Regions from separate parts of the Mus musculus genome. Here region 1 is linked to region 2. The links are chromatin loops, found by intact Hi-C in ENCODE. Cell type or tissue: heart. All regions are shown on one strand. Links, peaks and the distances in the headings refer to the core of each region. The heading gives the core; the rest is flanking DNA.

The links. A loop is a pair of places that touch in the nucleus more often than their neighbours do. Peaks named below come from ENCODE experiments on the same cell type or tissue, not always from the same donor. Only the 100,000 strongest peaks of a DNase experiment are listed, where the experiment ranks them.
Region 1: a loop joins it to region 2, with 2.6 times the contacts of the local background. A loop is called at or near these places in 3 of 42 quality-filtered maps.

The regions. Positions count from the first base shown.
Region 1 is chrX:150,590,042-150,597,909 of GRCm38, reverse strand. It overlaps Pfkfb1 (6-phosphofructo-2-kinase/fructose-2,6-biphosphatase 1), which reads right to left and starts at 3,482. Exons shown (of 14, transcript NM_001374173.1): 1 at 3,136-3,482. The coding sequence starts at 3,232. In heart, for the core only: no CTCF peak of the experiment used is centred there; a DNase peak (open chromatin) is centred at 4,429; H3K27ac peaks cover 1,053 bases.
Region 2 is chrX:150,808,947-150,816,814 of GRCm38, reverse strand. It overlaps Maged2 (melanoma antigen, family D, 2), which reads left to right and starts at 2,470. Exons shown (of 13, transcript NM_030700.3): 1 at 2,470-2,586; 2 at 4,078-4,144; 3 at 4,501-4,992; 4 at 5,633-5,941; 5 at 6,071-6,134; 6 at 6,392-6,471; 7 at 7,018-7,112; 8 at 7,489-7,568; 9 at 7,663-7,705. The coding sequence starts at 4,100. In heart, for the core only: no CTCF peak of the experiment used is centred there; DNase peaks (open chromatin) are centred at 3,144 and 3,724; H3K4me3 peaks cover 2,777 bases; H3K27ac peaks cover 1,882 bases.

The DNA.
Region 1 (7,868 bases), core at 1,376-6,375, 220 kb after region 2:
ATGATGAAAGTTGAAAATCAGTCTCTTTAAGATCATGATTATCTTATGAATACACACTATTAACAGACTTTTTAACATTATACTGTGTGTGTGTGTGTGTGTGTGTGCGCGCGCACATGCACATTCATGTGTGGATGTCTGTGTGTGCATGTTCTAGAGGTGGGGGTGTTCTTAGCACTATATTAATATAAGAAAAAAGATATTTTAAGAATCATAAGGAAAAATATTGCTGGGAAAAAAAAATAAAAGCTGTAGTTTGCACACAAATTACCTAAACTAGTAAGAAAGTTTACTAGGTCTGTCAAATACAAATAAACTATAGGACCAAGAAGCTGGAGTGGGTGGGTAGGGAAGCAGGGTGGAGGGAGGATATAGGGAACTTTTGGGATAGCATTTGAAATGTATATAAAGAAAATATCTAAAAAACAAACAAACAAACAAACCAATTATTTATATATATGAGTGTGTGTGTGTGTGTGTATACATATATATAGCATCAAACTACTATAAAACACAAGTTTCTACAAAAGTAATGTTTATAGTAACAAATTAGTTATTCCCTAAGGAGTATCTTGGGTACACAAGGCAATGGCAAAAGTAAAAGCAGCCAAGTGATGATTTATAGAGCATCTGTTCTAGGCCAGGCTCAGGACTTGATGCTAGGTATGATGGTGAATAAGAGCAGGCAACTATGCTTTTGTTTACCAAGTGCATACTATGGTATAGTCATTCTTCTTAGAACATTACCTGCTTTGGTTTATCTAATTTTTTCAACAGTACAGCTAGCAACATCAGTTTACAGGTGAGGGAACAGAAGCAAAGTAAGGCTAATAGGCTTGTCTAAGTTTCCAAAGACAGGAGGTGGGACTTAAAGTTACACAGCCTTACATCTGGTATTACTCTTATGCACAATTAAGGAATGTGGAGCTTAGATTTAAAATATATTTTTTTCTGTCCTGCGCGGGGGGGGGGGGGGCTGTGGGAGGTTGTTCTTGGATTGCTTTTTTTTAATTAGGTATTTTCTTCATTCACATTTCCAATGCTATCCCAAAAGTCCTCCATACCCTCTCCCCCACTCCCCTACCCACCCACTCCCACTTCTTGGCCCTAGCATTCCACTGTACTGAGGCATATAAAGTTTGCAAGACCAATGGGCCTCTCTTTGCAATGATGGCCTACTAGGCCATCTTTTGATACATATGCAGCTAGAGACACGAGCTCTGGGGGGTACTGGTTAGTTCATATTATTGTTCCACCTATAGGGTTGCAGACCCCTTTAGCTCCTTGGGTACTTTCTCTAGCTCCTCCATTGGGGGCCCTGTGATCCATCCAATAGCCGACTGTGAGCATCCACTTCTGTATTTGCTAGGTCCCGGCATAGCCTCAGAAGAGACAGCTATATCTGGGTCCTTTCAGCAAAATCTTGCTAGTGTATGCAATGATGTCAGCATTTGGAGGCTGATTATGGGATGGATCCCTGGGTATGGCAGATGTCCCTCAATAGAGGAATGGATACAGAAAATGTGGTACATTTACACAGTGGAGTACTACTCAGCTATTAAAAACAATGAATCTATGAAATTCCTAGGCAAATGGATGGACCTGGAGGGCATCATCCTGAGTAAGGTAACCCAGTCACAAAAGAACTCACATGATATGCACTCACTGATAAGTGGATATTAGCCCAGAAACTTAGAATACCCGAGATACAAGATACAATTTGCAAAACACATGAAACTCAAGAAGAACGAAGACCAAAGTGTGGACACCTTGCCCCTTCTTAGAATTGGGAACAAAACACCCATGCAAGGAGTTACAGAGACCAAGCTTGGATTGCTTTTGAGATGGAGCCTGCTATATAGGCCTGCGTGGCTGAGAATCTACTGTGAGGCTAAGACTAGTTCTCAAACTTGCAGGAAGTTCCCCCGAATCTGCCTCCTGAGTATTGGTCATGGCCAGCTGTCTTCTGTATCTTCTACATGACTGCAAAGTCATTAATGTATATTGCCTCTCCAACTTGAAAGGCAGATTTCTCAAGAATATAGGGGTTTTCACTCTGGGAGACCTACGTATGCAGAACCTTATTCTCTCATCCAGATTCCTTTCTCTCTAGAGGAGTATTTAGAATTGCTGATGGAAAGAACAATGGAGAACAGGATTTTGTGCTCCACTCTGCTTCTTCTATACATATCCTTCATCCTATGTACTAATCTAATATCCTACATCTCCCTGAAACTGCTATGATGAAGTATTGTTCCCCTTATGTATTAGGCCTACCCCTCCCTTAACATTAAGAGTCCAGCAGCTTCCTTAGCTGTCCGAGTCCTGCAGGCCACAGATGTCTTATCTCTAGCCCCCTTCTGGTCTCTCAAGCTGGGCTGGAAACACCTTGTTGCACGATTATCCCTGCTTATCTATGAGAAATTGTATACTTCGGTTTCAAAGCCTATTTACAAACTTTGCCTCTGTTCCTCCTTAAAATGACAAAGGTCTGAGCTTTGAAATCAAGGAAGCAGGCCTAATTAGAATGTTAAGCTCCAACTCAGAAACAGACCAGGCTTTGTGACACTGTCTTTCCCCTCAAGTCCTCAGAACAGCAAGACTGTCTCTAAATGTCAAGGCAATGTACTCAGTCGTTCCCAGCCGGGGCACAGACTTATTTTTAAGAGGAAGGGCAATTCGGACCAGTGATATGGTAGTGTTGTGGACTCAGCACCTAGCCTCCAAGACACCATGCCAGGAACCATCACCTTCTTTCACCCTGGCATAAATTAAACAAGACCTGTTTCCAGATCTTTCATAAGAGGAGCTAAAATAAAATATTCTCGGGTAGCACTACACTAGGACACTCACGTTCCAGAGAAGCAGCATTCTGACAATTTCTCGAATAAAGAGAGACGGCCCTTAGGTCGGGGGTCCCCATAGTTTGGGCTCTTTTTATCTGAGCCTCACTCTTTGTCTTCTCTACCTGCCTTTCTCTTACTTCCATATCCTTTCTCACATTAGCCTCTAGCAATTTCGTTCAACTGATCATCTAGTCCAACTTCTGTGTGAGGGTAGGAGTGGATGGGGAACAGCGTTTGTTCTTCTAGACCCACCCACCTCCACCACCCACAAATGACAACCCCCACTTACAGCCCCTTCGCCGCTGCAGCAGGCTGCTACTGCTGCTATGTGGAATCCAGATCTTCTGCAACCTGGTTTGAGTGAGTTCTCCCATCTCTCGAGACATCTTAGGCGTTGCAGCTAATGACACCACTGCCCACAAGGTATTGGACCTCACTTCCTATGTTCCTAGCTGTCTTGTCTGTTGCCGTGGCCACAGCAGCAGGTAGGCAGGGGTGATGACAGGGGGATGCACTGGGCTTCTGAGCCTCTCACAGGTTATCTCCAGCTCTGTCTTTTTCTTCTGCTCCCGGATGTACAAGTGGGGATGTGGGTGCCGAGAGCCAGAGGCTGAGCAGAAGTCAGCAGAGGCCTCTGAACTCCAAGGGCTATGTATATAGAAGATAAGTTGGAGCCCAGCAAGGAAGGCAGCCAGCAAGACAGCCCAGGTCTGGCCAGTTACTTCCCGCCAATGAAGGCAGGACTAGTAGAGTATGCAAATAACAGACCAAAGATCATGTGCTTACATCCTGTGTTGTGTGGCATGGCAAAGGTGATGGAGGTAGGTCTAAGCTTTGAAATTAAAAAAAAAAAAAGCAGGCCTAATTAGAATGTTAAGCTCCAACTCAGAAACAGAGATTCAGTACAAGGATCCCCACAACAAAACCACAAACATACTGTTCCTAAATTCAAAATGCAATGTTTTGAGCTAGCAATTAAAGGCTGAAACTGGAAGTAGACTTAAACTACCTCACCGCTCACCCTATTCAACAAGGCACTGTAAAACTGTCTTTCCCTGGAGTCTGCTCCCTGCCTTTCCATGGGACCTCTCCCTCTTAAAATGAGCTGTCCTGGGCACTCTAAAGAGATCGGCACTATCTGATCATCTTTATACTCTCTCCAACCAAGGTTAAATAAATCAGAGTAAATCTGGCACCTTGGGAATAAGAGCGAAGGCAGTCATTACTTGGCAGAGAGCCGATAAGTAAACGCAGCTCCCATGGCCGCCAATGCTGAGATGAGCCAGCACTAAAGGCATCACAATCTAATTCAAACCGGGGCTAAAGCTCTTCGAGCCAAGGTGGTGGAATGGGATCTTAGGAGAGGTGGAAACCACACCGCGGAGAATATGAAGAACAAGAGGCAATGGTGTCTATCTAAATAGCACAAATCCATAGGCCAGAGACATATCATCCAGATGTCTCCCCTTTACTTGTCCCCACTTGTATTGCCATTCCCCCAGTTATTTTGAGACTTTTATCTGTAGAATTCATGCAACTGCACGGCTTGCCTGGAAGATGTCCAAGTGCCCTTTTACTTCATTCTTTGTAACCTTCCCACCCCCAGCAAACCTCCAGTGATTGGGTATTAGAAAGCTCAACTTTCTTCCACTGAGCTGGACTATGCAAGGGCAATCTCTCGGGAAAAGAAATCTCCAGTCCCTGCCCTCAAATGCCCCCAGTTCTTCTTTGCCTTTTAAGATGCGTCCTAAAATATCTTCTCAGAACCTTAGTCTATACAAGGGTTAGAGTCACTCCAGTTGCTGTGCATATACGATTTTCAACATCAAAGCCTACCTATCTAAGGAGCCTACTGAGGCAACGGAGCACAGCAGTTAAGAACAAATGGAATTTGGAGTCAAACTCTCTGGGTGGAATCTTACTTCCATCCATTGCTAGATATGAGAAACCGGGCAGAAGACTGAACTTTTCAGTGCCTCAGTTGCTCTGTTTTGTTCTGCTTTTTCATTTAGTATATAGGGAAGGGTAGTGGGGTCCATTCCCTTGGTGTTAGCGAAGAGCCAATGTGATACACATGGAGAAACCTGGGGAATGTGGAATACACATGATTCAACACTGTCGCTTCCTTTGGGAAGGAAATGATTCATCTTTTTCCCTCAAGTCATCTGCAAGTTCGAGCACATTGTCGTGACACAGGATTAACATTTGCACTGTAAAGACTTCCTGAGAATCAATTAGAAAGGTAAACTCATTTCTAGGTTTCTGTTAACTTAAGTCTGACATAAAACATCAAACACTACATGCTCTCACTTACTGGACAAACCTAAAAGAGGTTGGCGAGGAACTGAGTATAGACTAGGGGGCAAAGGAAAGGGAGAAAGGGAGAACAATAAACAGGCTGGATTCTGGTAAATAGGAGGAATAACTTCTGATGTTCTAGAGCACATTTGGAAAACTATGGTTCACAACAGATAATTGTATACTTCAAAGTAGCTGGTAGAGATGAGAAATAATACTTATTTGAGGTGATACATAAAGCAATTGACCATTGCACATTATATGCATGCACTGAAGTATCATACAGCACTACACAATTATAAACAATTATGTATAAATTTAAAGTAAAAAAAATATAACAAGGTTTTCCCAATTAGCAGACAACTCCTAGAGTCTCAGAAATAGACTTTGTAAGACACAAGTCTCTTAGCCCTAGTAAGACACATAACTAGTGGAAGTCTATTTTAATGATCTTACCATGACTTTTTATGTTTTCCAGTGCCCACAAAGCAACATTTTGTTTATCTTATTTGTTTCTTTCAAATATCCCCTGTAATAGCACAGGAAAATGTATCTGAGAAGGGAATGGCTTGTCCAGGATAATCTAGGTAACATCATGAACATGGCTTTTATGTTTACAATTTTGTCCTTACAACACTGCCAAGAATCAGGACGATAATTTTAGTAGCAAGAAATCTGAGCTAGGTGGCTAGAAGGCCTCTGACAAGGTTTGAATGGGTAAACTCAGGCTCCAGGTTTGACACTCTAATTTAACCCTGCCTAGAACTATGAAACTTCACTACTGTGACCAGTTCTGAGACCAGAAACAGAAAAACAAGTCTTAGAGAAATGCCTCAGACTAGCATTCAAACTTCTTCTAAATCAAGTCCTAAGCTACCTCCCAGTCTTCTATCCCCAGATCCCCCACGCGTAACTGCACTGGCTGATTACAGAGCTCTCAAACACAACATTTTCCTGTCTTTAGGCTCTTGCTCAGCCTGGAGTGTCTTCTATTTTCACTGAACTTTGTCTTGCTTTTCAAGACCAGTTTCAGTGTTTATTTTCTCTGAAAGCCAGCCTTGTAGCCTTGAGTGAAGCTGAGCCTTCAGTTCTCACATTGCTATGTGCCTCTCCGTGAGCTAGGGTTTCTCTGGTCTGGTAACTAAGTAGATTGTGAGCTTCTTGAGGATAGGGCCTGAATCCCTGTGATCTGCTGACTGCTCATCTCAGGCTCTGGTATGGAGGGCACTTGGTCAGTGACCATGTTCACAATCTACATCTCTCTGCTGTAGAGAGAAACATGGCGGCAAGAAATCCCAGTTCAACATAGTAGCTATTATAACAGCTTTCAGGGAAGTGGATGGGGAAGCTGGTTTGTCTGAGGTAAAGAATGGCATCTAAAAAAAAATCTTAAAACTTTAGGATGGAACAGGATAAAATTATGAAACTCTAAGAAGGTTTGATATATTGGTTGTAGACACAGAGTTCACTCAGCATCAGATTCACACGGAAGGCTAAAAGCTGAACCATAAAGCAGAACTATCTCCAGGGAAGAAAACTATGCAGCGTGATGTTTGCAGAGCCATGGAGCCTGCTCCCACCTCCATGTACAGTGTGGAGAGGAAACTCATTTAAAGCATCAAGATAATACAGATGGGCAATAAAGTCATAAATGGTCTTTCCTTATTGGTAAGTCTTGAAATGTGTGGTTGTGAATGTACTTGTTATAGGCTAGAAGGCTGGTGGATCATTACAAGCTTATAGGCTAGATTCATGCATGAGCACATATCAGGACTTCTGTGACAGCAGCCTAGAATCCCTTTGTTCTCAGCGATCTCATAATGCCCTGGTCCCATTATGCCACTGTTTTCAGACTCATGTCTGCTCCAAAAAGCTCACTGCATTCTCGTCTTAGGAGTGGTTCTCCATTGACCATAGTCAGTCAGGAAGGAGAGCACGTAGAGGGTTGTGGGTGGTAGTACCTGTGGGTGTCACATAAAAGCCAAGAGCATGAATCTCATACACAGCATGAAAGCCCTGAAGCAAAAGAACTCTGGATTCTGCCTTTTACACTTTCTTGATCATCAAGCTAGTCCTCTGTGGGAAGTAGGCTAGGGGCTTTCATTTCTATTTCACTTTGACACCCAGAGAAACTAAAGAACTTGTCAAAGTTTCATAGCAAATTAACCCAACTTAATACACTAGAGGCGCGGTCAGAGATACACTTTCTATTGTGCATTTAATTTAAAAATATACACAGACTACGGACGTAGAAGCTAGGCTGGGAGGATCACACAATCACGGCCAGTCTGGGCTACAGAGAGTTTCAGGCCCCCATGGGAAGCACAGTTAGACTCATTTTCCAAAATTACAATCAAATCAAATCAAACAAAAATTGGAATTTCAAAGATAGTAAGGGATTGGTCTTTTAGGCTAGCGTCCTAAAGAGTCAAGTACAAGAGGATTTTAAAATACTGATAGTAAGGAGAGGGCAACATTTGGAATGCAAATAAATAAAATAAGTAATTAAAAATAAAATGTCGACAGTTGAATTACATATGCATATCATCATTCCCCAACTCTCCCATCCCCTTTGAAGTAGCTAAACCAAATTCCTATGCAGAGAAAAATCTTCCAAGGAGCCTGAAGCAAGGATTTTGACCTGTAAAAGACCTGTCTACTTTTCCTTTATGCTCACCTACCTGCTCTCTTAGAGGCTTTTTCTTCCATCGCTAATTATCCAAT
Region 2 (7,868 bases), core at 1,515-6,514:
TTATTTTTTTCCTGATTGTCTATGGTCATTGCAAACAGGCCTAGGGCATAATGACTTGGGCTTTTCAGATTCTGTAGACTAATGCTGATGATCAAAAGATTCTACAGTTCATAAGAAGAAAATGAAAGAAATTTTCCTTAGTCAAACAGTAAAGATTTTTTTAACTAATTGGTTTTTCTCTTCAGATAAGGTTGCCTCTCAAGGTCCTAAGATAAGGATATTTATGCCATTGTGTTAGGAAGGAAGTAAAAGAGAGGAAGGGCATTGCCCGGCTGATGAACATGAATTGAGCTTACTTCATTAAATTCAATAGTATGCAAGGTTCTAATTCTGTTCCTCCAGAGACCACAAGTGAATCAACATGGAGTTCTAAATGTTAGAAATTGTTAACAGAGCACACAGAAAGCAGTTTCATGGGAAGAAGTTCCTAGGTGAGAGAACACATCTTCTGATAGTAAAGTGTGTTGTTTAACTGGTATATGGGCAACTAGATATAATTTTCAGAAGAAAAAGGTTGGCAAATAGAGATAGGTGTTTCTTGAAAATCCACTCACTGTCATGAATACCAATATGACACTGAGAACCACCAGGAAACTGGGGCACAGTGTAGACTCGAAAATACAATGGCTGAATGAGGCATACATGTTTCTCATTAAAGGAAATTCAGCAAAGTTGTCAGGAATTAAGTTCTTGTTATTTACTGCACTACTACCCTAAAGTATACAAGTGCCAATTTCTAGATTGATACCCTCTACTCGGACCTTTTTCTTGATTCTCAGACAGGCTTATCCAACTGCCAATTTGACATTTCTACCTGGATGTACCACCAGTGCCATAAAATCAATGTTCTTTTCCTTTTTAACTCCATTATTCCATGACTCACTGAAAGGGTCACTATCTGCACTATCTGTTAAAGAAAGATGCCAATATTTGACTATGTTCCTCCTTCCAATCCACCCCTCCACAATCCAATTACTCATCAAGTCCTAGCAGTCCACCCCGCCCCCACCAATCTCCTCACTATCTCCCCTGCTAACACTCTAGGCCAAACCACAAGCACTGCTTGTTTGGATGACTACCAAGGTCATAGCTATGCTCTCTAGTTCCAAGAAGACACTTAATCCCCATACAACACCTAAGATCTTCTAAAACACACACCTACAACATCTATGTGGTGACCAGCTGTAGGGTGCTTTCATAGACCCTCAGGACCCTCAGGTTTGAGAACTTTATTTTCTTGGTATTGGAAGTTTTCCATAAGTTGGATAGGATAGGAATTTGGGGCACCAGAATTGGAAGAAAATGAGAGACTATTCATTTGTGCTCAGCAGAGAGAGCCTAGGAGATAAGAAAGTAGAAGGGTGACATTACAAACTTGGGGGAAGTAACAGTTTATAGGAAATGAAACGAATATATAAACCCGCCTTGATGATGTGTGAAAATGTATGTGAATCAAATTGTCCATAAAGCCATAAGGATTGGCTATCTTTCATTTGTCCAGTATGGGCAAAGGTGACCTCAAGAAGCAGACTTCTGACTATTTGTGTATAAGAAAGATCTTGAATTTTATTTCTATAACTACCGTGAATTATAGTTTATAATAAGCTTTTTCTGGGTCTGCATTCACCTGCTCTATTGCTAATGATATTTTGTCTACTTCTCTTTGTCTTTACATTTTATCTTGTTCTCATGAAGACACCCAGTTGTTTATGTGAATTTATCAGGCAACAGAAGTGCCATTTCAAACTAGTGAAAAACGTTATTGAGGGTGAATCTGTCAATGCCATAATAAAAGTCATTACTTTGTACAGTTAACTTACGCTGAAAATGGTAGTTTTTTCAAATGAATTGAATCAGCAAAACATAATAAAACAACAAAACAGTCCAATATAGACACCAGGATGGTCCTTGTAGCATTGTTTGTAATAGTTCGAAAAGGGGGAAACAACCCAGAAAGTACACGAAGCTGAACTAAGTAAATAAATTATAGGACAGTTATACAAGAAAACATTATACATTTCTAAAAAAACATATGCTAAGGGAAAGAGGTTTGAATATATAACTTGAAAAAAAGCAGTTACAGAACAGTAGGTAACTAGTATAGCCGGTGTAGGGAGAAAGTGCACATAATCAGACTACAAATTAAAAAATTAATGGAGGAATGTCTATCAAAGTACTCAATGTCATGAGTATTTCTGAGGAAGGAGATTAAAGATAGCTTTTAATTTTCTGTTACATATTTCTGCATTTCTCTGGTTTTCACATGACAACACACTACTTTTGTAGTAAGAAAAATAACGATATAAAATAAATAATTTCAATGAATGAATCGTTTTCGTGGGGGCAGTTTGGGTTGGAAGGGCTTCAGACCGAACCTGGTACAGAGGCATAAACATGGGCTTTGGCGTCAGACAGCATTGAGCAGGGCCCCATTGCCCCACCCCCGAGGAAGGGGGCGGGGGGTAGGGGGCTGCGGAAAGGGGCTGGGCTGGGCTGGGCTGTCTGCAGCTCTAGTCCAGGAGGCTGAGACTTCGAGAGGGACTGAGAGGAGCAGGCACACGCATCCCAGACTCACTGGAGGACAAGGTGAGGGAACAACATTGGGCTTTCCTGGTGAGCAGACAGTGGTTCTAACTACCTGAAACCTATAGCTGGGCAGGTGGGCAATTCTTATTTGACCACTATAGCTGGAGCAGAAGTGCTGCATTTGATGCGGTGTGAGAATGAGAACGACCAAGAAAGTAGTAAGCTGTATATGAACTGGACAGCAGAGACTGGCAGAGGTGGAGGGGAGAAAAAGGGGAACTGTGCATGCTTGGAGGAGAAGGAAGAATATGGGGAAATAAGAAGGGGAAGGCGAGATCCAGGGACAAGAATAGGGGATGCAGAGAAGGGTTAAGGGACACTGGGGAGGGGGGTTGCATAGGTAACACAGAGAAGGATGTAAGGAATGGGAAGAGATTTCTGTAGAGTAAATAGGAAATGCGATGGGAAATAGGGAGTCCGGAGTTAGGCAAGGGAATAGGGAGGGGGGGAATAAGGAGTGTTGAGGGGGGAGGGGCAGACGGGCTGGGACGGAGGCCCCCTAGGGAGGCGGAAAGGGGCGGGACCACTTCCGGCCTTTAGTGGGGAGGGCAGTATCTGAGTTTCGGAGGGGCTTGGAGAGAGTGGACACACTCGGGAATTGTAGGAGGACGAGGTAAGTCATGGGCCCCAGCTTTGGATGAGAGCCTGCTAGGGGTCGGCCCCACCCTCTGGGATCTGGAGAAAACCTGCCTTAAGAGCCAAATCTTACCGAATCCATCCAGCTAGGAAGGGAGGGGACTGGACCCCGTTTGGCTGGGCCTAAGATGGAATCACTAGTTCAATCCTGAGTTGAGGAGGGGGTGTTACAGGGAAGGAGCCAAACCAATTTGGGTTTTACCGTTTGGAGGGGGGCGTGTTAGGATAAAGGGCGGGACCTGGAGGCTCTGTGAAATTGATAGGGTGGTTGTGAGTAGGGGAGGGGCTAGGACCACCAGACACTGCGACAATTTGGATGGAAGGTTTGTTGGGGAGGGGGCGGGGCTGAACAGCATTGCGGACCTGGAGAGGGGCGTGTATAGGAGTTGGGTGCTGGACTGAGACCGTGGACATTGCGCATGCGCTTTATGTATAGCTAGAAAGGGGCGTGTTGAGAAGGGCTCGCAGAGACTGGGCCAGCTGCTGAATGCGCATGTGCACGGTGGACTTCAAAGAACGGGTTTGTACTGGGAAAGCAGGCGGGGTTGAAAGGGCGCTGCAGAAGACGCGCATGCGCACTCTAAGCCTGCGGCTGGGGGGGGGTGCGCTGGGAAAAGGGGGCGGGGTCCTCAGAGCTGCCGCGCTGGCACATCTTCCTGGAGGAGGGGAGGGTGCGGCTGCAGAGAACTGAGACCTAGAGACAGAATTTCTGTATCTGAGCACCTACTGGTTGGGGCTCCGGGAGGGGCTGGGCTTTGGGGCCCTAAAGAAGGTGAGGATCAGCTTCTAGGCAGAACAAGGGATACGACGTTCAGCGGGCTCTCCACTTGACCCAGGCCTTCTCTTTGAACTCAGCTTTGCTAGGTGAACTTGAGACATGTCTGACACAAGCGAGAGTGGTGCAGATCCAGCTCGCTCTCAGGTAAGACCGATACCCCCCCCCCCCCTTTCTTGCTGCTTGCCTTTCAAGCCCCTTTTGCTGCCCTAAATCCTTGGAGCTTCTCCTCCCATCCTTGTCATTCTCCACCCACTTCTTTGCCTGGGTGCATCCCCTCTCCCCAGTGGAGGGGAGGCCAAGAGGAAGGGAGAGAGGGTGGGCGGGCCCTTGGTTCTGTCATTACTTTTTAACTGGGAAGCCTGTTTAGGCTGGGGTGGTCAGAGCACACCACAGGTAAGAGTCTTTACAGGTCAGAGAAGTGTAGCCACCTAATTTTGGGACCATTTGCCTTGTTGAGGGGTGGGAAGAAGGTCAGTGAACTTCCTTGCTTTCCCTTGCAGGGCAAAGCTTCAGAAAAGGACAGCGGCTCCGTGATGCAGGACCTGTTGACCGTGACCCAGAACTTGGAGGTCTCAGAAACACCAAAGGCAGAAAAGGCACCAGAGGTTTCAGAGGCTGCAAAGGCTCCAAAAGCCTCTGGGAACCCAAAGGCGACAGAGGTCTCAAAGGCCCCAGAGGCGTCTGAGGCAGCTGCCACCCAGGCCTCACCTACCACACAGCTGAGTGAGACCCAAGTTCTGGCAACTGAAAACAAGAGTCCAGCAGCTGACACCAAGACGCAGAAGTCTGACCTGCAGGCTATGACAATGCCTACAACCCCGACCAAAAAGGTCAGCTGTGGTACCGATCCAAAGGTCAATACAAAGGCTCCGGAGACTGAGGCTCCTGCCTCTCAGGCTGGGACAGATGAACCAGAGCCTGAGGGTACAGCTGTCCAGGTTCAGGAGAACCAGGATACTCGGCCCAAGGTCAAAGCCAAGAATACCCAAAAGGTAAGACATACCCATCCTTGCTTCTCCACAATCTTCTTGTTCATTTGTCTGCCAAAATTAAAACAATTCCTGTGTTCCTGAAAGACCCAGCGCACACTAACAGGAGTGTGTCACAGTTCTTGTATCCACAGAGCTCACAGGCTGGTGGGGAGATGAGGCAGGCATATACATAGCTTCATGCTGACTGGAATGCAGCTTTTTATATGTACAGAGTAGCTGTACACTATAGACCTTGAGGTAGGCTTATTCACATGTGTAGTCTCATATCTGAAAGTAACTCCTTATGGTACCATTCTGTATGGCAGGAAACTGATGCCCAGAAAGAAAGAGGACTGGCTCGTCAATGGTGCTAGAAGCAGAGTCAGGTCAGGGGTGGATGTGGGAAGACGAAAGCCTCAGGCCTTATTTCTGACTTGTTCCTGATCCACTCAGGGAGGAAATTCCCAACTGGTAGTCAGTGATAAGCCCATGACTCAGGATGGCTAGTGTCCAGTGAGGCAGAGTCTTACTACAAGGGCAGGGTTGTGGGGATGTATCCTAGAAGAGACAGCGTTGGGTGTGCTTTCCAGAAGAGACTGAGTTAAGAGAAAGAGCCACCTGCACCACTTGCTGATATTGACCTTCCCCTCTTTCGATGCAGGGGAAACACCCGGATGGAGAAGAGGATGGCAACAGTGACCAGAGTCAGGCTTCAGAAGCCACAGGTGGTCGAAGGGTCTCAAAGGCCCTAATGGCCTCCATGGCTCGCAGAGCTTCAAGGGGACCCATAGCCTTTTGGGCCCGCAGGGCATCAAGGACTCGGTTGGCTGCCTGGGCTCGGAGAGCTTTGCTCTCCCTGAGGTCACCTAGAGCTCGCAGAGGCAAGGCCCGAAGAAGAGCTGCGAAGCTACAGTCATCCCAGGAACCTGAGGCACCCCCACCCAGAGATGTGGCCCTTTTACAAGGAAGGGTATGGACTCCACCCTCTACGTCTCACCTTTTCAATTGTGTTGCCTGATGTCTTCTCTGTTGTGCTTTGGAGTTTTCTGTGTTTTGTTTTTTTTTGTTTTGGTCTTTTCATCATTTTTCTTTCTCCTAGGCAAATGACTTGGTGAAGTACCTGTTGGCTAAAGACCAGACAAAGATTCCCATCAGACGCTCAGGTAGAGTCCTACAAACACGTGCTCTCTCCTGAGCTCTGCCTTCTCTTGTCTTCTCACCAGTGTGCTGGGGACAGCCTTCATTCTCACGCGCCTGTCCCTTTTCACAAAGTTCTCCTAACAGTGGGATCTCTATTGAAAAGCCCCCCCACAACTTGGTTCTGCCACCCATGGCTTGGACAACAAAGGGTCTGTTGATTGGGCATCAGGGTTACCTGGTATCTCTACAGCACAGATGCTTGCAACACTCTCATTTGCAGATATGCTGAAGGACATCATCAAAGAATATACTGATGTATACCCTGAAATCATTGAACGAGCAGGCTATTCCTTGGAGAAGGTGAAGGGACAGCCCTGGGGGATGGGTGCACTGGGGAAGCTTTAAACAGAAGAAAGGCATATGAGCACCCTCCTGGAGGAAAGCAGAGACCTACTGCATCCTCATCACTGTAGAGTTGAGCACATGGTGGCCTAGGGAGGGGCAGCCACTGACCACACAGCAAGTCAGCTGTGGAAACACAGCTAGTGCTAAAGCTGTGCAGCTTAGTCCTGGCTTCTGCCTGCTGCTGGATACACCATCTCATGTGTTGCAGATGCTCACCCCTCTGTCTCCCTAAATTCCCCCTGATTACAAAGATGCTATGGATAACCACCCTATGTTTGTTATGTGTATAAATAGCACATAACTATGTGCTTTATATACAATAGTCCATTACTTTCTTTCACACACAGACACACACAGACACACACACACACACACACACACACACACACACACACAAACACACACATTCACATGTGCAGAAAACCCTTAGCTATAAAAGAAACTACAGAAGCCCTGGAAGCTGAATTTTATGATTTTATAAGTTTTTCTTCCTATCCATAGGTATTTGGAATCCAATTGAAAGAAATTGACAAGAATGACCACTTGTATATTCTTCTCAGTACCTTAGAGCCAACTGATGCAGGCATATTGGGAACGTAAGCCGGGAAAGTGCTAGGGTGGGAATGGGCCTCTGCTTCCACCCATCCATCCCTCTCTCCATGGCCTATTAGAAGCTCAGGAAAGAAGGACTAAACACCCCTGTCCCCACTCCCACACACGCTGGATCCCTGTGGGTAGTAGTGGTATTAGACTTGCTTGGGTTGACAGGCATCCTTCCATGTCCTAACCCTATGTAGGAGTAGCATTTTGGTGTGTAGAGAGCTTGGCTCAAGAGGGAATGCATCCTGCCTTAGGTCAGGCTGGGACCATAGAGTAGGCTGAATTCTCTGTATCTGAGGGATCTAGGAGAGGGCAGCCTAGCAAGCTGCTTTACAGATGATGGCTCATGAACGTAAACTTTCTTTATCTTAGGACCAAGGACTCACCTAAGCTGGGCCTCCTCATGGTGCTTCTTAGCATCATCTTCATGAATGGAAATCGGTCCAGTGAGGGTGAGTGGATGGGCATGCAGTTGAATAGGTAGCTGTTGCCTGAATTCCAGATGCTCAATTTCTGTCTTTGTCTCCTTCTTGCCTCCTCTTGCAGCTGTCATCTGGGAGGTGCTGCGCAAGTTGGGGCTGCGCCCTGGGTATGATTGGGCTCTCTCAGCGCTTGCTGTCCGTGTTGTCTTTTGGCAAGAGAGGACGCTCCCAGGATTGCATCAGCCTGGTGGTCTGGTGGAGCTGGGGGTGGGGATTCTGGGCTGGGTAGTGGGCCCAAGATTTTGACCCGTGTGGATGGGGAAATGGCTC